2 separate regions of the Homo sapiens genome follow, and region 2 is linked to region 1. Evidence: read pairs that join two places in POLR2A ChIA-PET (ENCODE). Cell type or tissue: PC-3. All regions are shown on one strand. Each heading gives the region's core, and the rest is flanking DNA. Links, peaks and the distances in the headings are about the cores only.

Region 1 (2,824 bases), core at 172-2,671:
ATCTTACAAAGTAATTTATCAACTACTTTTTAAATTTACAGTCGTACAAACCATATGTCCTCAGTTGAGGGAATATGTTGTGTATGATTTTGCATCAAACTGTTAGTGAAAGGTAGATTCTGACCAGAGTAAGCTCTCGGGAGTAACTGATCCGGGTGACTTTGACTTTGGTTAGACTCACTGAGGCCTGGTCCTGAAAGAAGCTAAAGGGACCTGCAGCAGGACTCTGAGTGATCCCACAAGTTATGTAAACACAGATGTAGCAGGCAGAGGTGTGCAGCCCAGCAAAGAGCCCTGGCCGAAGTCAGAGCAATTAGCACATTTTGAAGTAAAGTGCCCACGCAGGCCTCAGAAAATAAACAAGCAGTTTTGTGTGTGCGTGTGTGTGTGTGTGTGTGTGTGTGTGTGTGTTTCAAAAAGCATCAAGGTAGGCTTAAAATCTTATAAAGTATCATAAAAATGGGATGGATTATGTACTATTTATATCTCATAAAAATATATAGTTGTAACTCTGTATAGATCTTTATGTTTATCTTTAACATAAAGGTAAAATATCCATTTAAAAATGTACTTTCAGCTGCTATTAAGCATAGATTATTATTAATATAAATGCTACCAAAGGTATATATTAAAAGAATATTATAAATGTACCACGCTAATGCAAATGGTTAATAACACAGGAAATTATAAGTGGGGAGGGTTGGATAATAATGTATGGAAACTGTATGTTCTACCCAGTTTTTCTGGGAATGTAAAATTACTCAAAAAACCCCAAAGTATATTAATTTTAAAAATATTTTTAAAAACAAAGTAAATTTAAAGCCATAATTCATGATGGGATAAAATAACTCCCCCCAGTGTCTACTTTCAAAAAGAAGATTAGAAGTGCTTTGTGTGTATTCATAATAGAAACAAATTGCTATAACTTATAGAAACGCTTCCCTTAAAAAATGAGGCTGAAGTATACATGAAATACTTTGTTAAAAATTTAATAATTTATTCTTCCAGAGTTTTTGTGTAGAAAAAGGTAAACAATATGTGTGTATATATCTTTTCTTTGTGTGGAGAGGGCAGAGGAGAGTTTCATAGCAGTATTTTCTAGTGATAGATAAATAATATCCCTTTTCTTAAAAAGCTTTGGAAATGATGAACATATTTAAATGTGACTTAAAAATTGTTTGACTTCGTAATGTAAATAAGTATTAATACATACAGAATCAGGCTTCATTTTATGCTGGTGTGGTATGGATAATGTGTATTTTCCAAAGTCTAGTGCTAGAGAGAGAGAGAGAGTAAACAAAAGTGTGATATCCAAGTGAAAACTATTAAAGAGTATTTTCCAGTAGTAAGCTTTATTTCCCATCATTTATCTTGTGCCACATCCTTCCTTAGAATATAACTTTTGATTCTGTTTTGTCTGAGAAACAATAGCAAGTTGATTAGAAAGCCCTGATGTTTAAACAAAAAGAAGTTGAAGCCTTGACAAAGAAAAATATTCTAATTCTGTCATTGGATTTACAGGATCAGAATTTATGGAGGCCTGAAGTTCCTGGCTCTCTCCGACATAACTTGCATTATTTGATCTAACCACAGTACCCCAAAGCTGAAAAAAAATCAGTCAGGTAGAATTCACGTGTATTTTTTCCTTCAATGAAATTCATTGTAGAGTAGCATATGTTTAAGGGAATGTGTGAGTTTTATTGCAGGTCAGAAAGGCTACACTACTAATCCGTGATTCACAAAGAAAACAGAGCACAGAAAGACCAGTGCAAGACTGCTGGGTTGGAGGTTGGAAGGTTCTAGTATGTAAACCATATTCCAGTCTGATATGTGTGCAACAATAGGGTAATGAAAATGAAAATACTCCATGTGGCTAAAAGACAGTCTTCTTTTTAGAGACCTTAGTGTTTTATTTAGAGGTTATTGGTCAGATTCAAGCAAGGCCAGAATGATTCTAAGTAAAGGTGCTTTGTGAAGTGCATAAACCATTTGTGAACTCAAGGGGAATATTAAATAAATTTCATTTGCCAAGAAGTTAATCAGTCAACCACAGATCCTTATGCAATGCAATTTATTGAACACCTGCCATATTAGAAGAGCTATAGCCAGCCAGGTGGTAAACGGAAATGGCAACACTGCCCTCAAGGTGCTTATAATCAGAAAAAAGTAAAAAGGATGGAAACTAAAATTTACAAAGGCCTCCAATTTTACAGTATTTTACATGCACTTACAAAGGATGCTTGAAGCATAAGTTACATGCAACACAGTCACCACCAACCAAAAAACAGATACATAAATATATACATGATCAGTCATAGGCATTTGTGTGTGCACATGAGCGAGTGTGTGAACATGGAGAAGTGAGGCACTTGCCTTTAGTTGGACTAGTTTTAGAAAGTAGTTGAACTTGAAACAAATTTCTGAAGAATTGGTAGGAAACAAGGAAGACACTTTGTAATTAGAAGACAGAATTCTGAATGATGTGTTTGGAAAATAAGTGCTCTGTCAAATTGTAGTAATCAAGTAATTAACTGTTGGCTTCCCAATTCAAAGTATCAACTTGATTTTAAAATAATTGGGAATAGTTAGAAGGATTTGAGCAGGGAAGTGATGCAAATAATTTGCTTGAGGAAGTCTCTTCTGTCTTATTTGTAGGACAAATGAGTTAAAAGAAGCAGGCCAGTCTCACAGCTTGAAGGTATGAAGAAGACTGATCTTTCTAACCACATTGTAAAGTTCTAGACATGTCCCAAGAAGTAGGGTCAGTTTTTCTTAAAATCAACTTTATTAAGGTGTAATCTGTATGTAATAAAGTGCTCCTATT
Region 2 (2,824 bases), core at 319-2,818, 610 kb before region 1:
CAAAGGAATGGGCTGTCATTCATGTCTTCCTTCCAATGTTGAACAAAAGAGAGAATGCATGTGGGTTCACCCACCCATTGTTATCATAAATCCATCCCAGCTCCATTTCAAGACTCTCAGGGTTTCAGCAGAACATCTAACACGAAATGAATATATACATTCAAGGAGCTGGCATGTTGTATCACAAGGGAGAAGGGAAAACACCCATTGTTACAGCCTCAGAGCTGATTGAAAAAGAATGCAATAAAGAATATCAGAGGTTCTCAGACCAGAATCATGATTCTCATTATTATCCCACAGGAGGAGAAAAGGGACAGTCACCCAGAATTAGAGAGGGCTCTAGAAGTTTTGAAGTGTTGACACCTAAGCGTCCACAAAACTGCTCGGAATAGTTTTATTTTAGAAGTATCCTGCCCAGCCTGAGTCTGAGAAACCAGCAATGCAAAGGCTCTGTTAATTATTATTTCACTTATCTGAGACTTGGTTTCTTTATCTATGAAATAGGGCTAAGCAAGGCTCCCACATGGTATTATTGTGAGGATCAAATGTGATAATGTAGGTTATCACTGGCAGCTATATGTGGTAATGAGCACTGCACCACCCTGTGGGGTCACCTTGAGTAGATTCAGGTCTGCAGAGGGTAAACAGACTCCCTGATTTAAAGGTTCTCCAAAGCCCTGCAACCCTGAGGTCTCCACCTGACCTACCTATCCAACTAATAGTCTACCATTAGAATCAAGGCACTGCAGGGAGACAAATAAAGGGAGGGAGGACATTGCTTTCAGAAATCCCAGTGATTAGGCATCTAGGCAGAGAGCCTTCATTTAGGAACTCCGGAATCTGGATTCAAATCTTTACGTTGTCACTGCTCCAAAAGCGCTTTTTCAACTCTAAAGTGCAGATTCCAATTCAGCAGGACCAAATGCGAGCTGAGATTCTGCATTTCTCATAGCACTCAGGGATGGCATTGCTACTCATCCGTGGACCACATTTTGAGTGGTAAGATCCTGTAAGACCATGGACTCACAAATCATTGAAATGACTGGGCCTCAGTTCCTTCACCTATGAAGTAAGGTGATAAATGAAATGTGATTTATTGTCTTCTCTGGGGATCAAATATGTCATTACTGTGTGATAGTACTTTATCCAAATTTAAAACAGCTTTTTACAAAATTCATTTTTCTTGAGAGATCAGATAGCAGGCTCCCATTAGCTTGTCACTGGGGATCTTGTTGACTTAAGTCTTACACAGTCTGTCTCCCTTGGGAAAATAGTGAGTGGGGAAGCTTCTGTGAGAGACAGGGGTGATGCATGACAACAGAGATCCAGGGCACTGGGGACATCACAGTTGTTGTTGGATGATTCAGTGAAGAAGCATCATTGTAGGATGATGCACCAAAGGAAGCACCCAATGCTGGCAAGCAAGAGCTAGTAGGCTATACCTGGTGCAGACTGAAGATGAGAGAAGCAGTCATCACTACATCATGGATGTATTGCAGGGCCCAAACAGGGGTGGTGTTTGGAGTTTAGATAGTTTAGCCACAGTAAAGCCCTGTAAAGAACAGTATCACTATAGGATTCTTTGGTTCTCATCCTTAATTCATTCCCTCGACAAAATTTGTTAAGCATCTATTATGTGTCAGACCTTGAAGAAAGAGCAGTAAAGACAGACACCCATAACCCTATGCCTAGGACACTTGCACTAGCCCATTGTGTTCTAAAGAATCAACAACACAGAATATCTTTTTAAAGTTCACATCTGTATTTGGCTAGCTAGGGCTGTCATAACACAATACCACAGATTGGGTGGCTTAAGCAACAGGAATTAATTTTCTCACAGTTCTGGAGCCTAGAAGTTCAATATCAAAATGTTGGCAGATTTGATTTCTCCTAAGGCTTCTCTCCTGGGTCCTTGGATGACCTTCTTCTCATTGTGGCCTCACAAGCTTTTCTCTGTTCATGCGCATCCCTGCTGTCTCTTTCTTTTCTTATAAGGACATCAGTCATTTTGTATTAGGGCCCCACCCTTATGATCTCATTTAACCTTAATTACCTTTTCAAAGGACTTATTGATTGCTGAATACAGTCCCATTGGGCTTAGGACTTCAATATGCGAATTCTGAGGAAACACAATTCAGTCCATAACGATATTAATGTCCAGGGTTGGCTTTGGTTGAAACCCCAGCTCTTCATCTCATCAACTATATAACTTTGGTCAAGTTACTTAACCTCTTTACAGTTCAGTTTACTCTTCTGTAAAGGTGACTAATAATACTTTTATAAAGCTCTCATGAGGAATTAAATAGGTAGTGTTTGTAAAGTGCTTAATAGGGTCCAGCACCTAGTAGGTGCCCCAATCTTACCCACTATGCTGTTCTTTAAATACTGACCAAAGATATTTACTTTTTGCTTTCTTTGGGCAATAGATTTGACTTTATTACCTTTTCTTGTGAATCTACTAATAAATTAGGCTTTTCTTTTTCTTGGAACCTCGCAACTCACACCCCTTTTCTTACCATTTCCAAAAACAAAATATCTACTGGAATCATCAGCTTTAGCCCTAATTGTAAAGGATCAAGGATAGGAAAATGTTGAGCTTATCAAATACCACTTAGGTGGGAAAAGGTAATTATTTTGTTTCCCAAGGCAAACACAAAAAGAAATTTGGCATTAGAAGATGAAAGTAGATAATTTTTAAGTTACCAAATCAAGATGCTGTTTGCAGAAATATTTGGTCCACAGTAGATGATTCATTTAAAAAATACACTTTACCTGACACAGTGCAAAAGTTAAAATGATTTTTATTTTATTTTGCGGTTTAGCT

Evidence for each region. ChIA-PET counts read pairs that join two places held together with the same protein. Peaks named below come from ENCODE experiments on the same cell type or tissue, not always from the same donor. Only the 100,000 strongest peaks of a DNase experiment are listed, where the experiment ranks them.
Region 2: POLR2A ChIA-PET joins it to region 1 with 5 read pairs; 2 of 35 experiments call an interaction of 5 or more read pairs at or near these places.

The regions. Positions count from the first base shown.
Region 1 is chr7:19,390,747-19,393,570 of GRCh38, forward strand. LOC105375179 (a long non-coding RNA gene) reads left to right here. Exons shown (of 6, transcript XR_007060244.1): 3 at 1,522-2,698. Among named protein-coding and RNA genes, the nearest start is that of FERD3L, 250 kb to the left of the region's middle. In PC-3, for the core only: no CTCF peak of the experiment used is centred there; a DNase peak (open chromatin) is centred at 1,715; H3K27ac peaks cover 963 bases.
Region 2 is chr7:18,779,148-18,781,971 of GRCh38, forward strand. All of the region lies in intron 16 of HDAC9 (histone deacetylase 9), which reads left to right. Among named protein-coding and RNA genes, the nearest start is that of HDAC9-AS1, 120 kb to the right of the region's middle. In PC-3, for the core only: no CTCF peak of the experiment used is centred there; no DNase peak of the experiment used is centred there.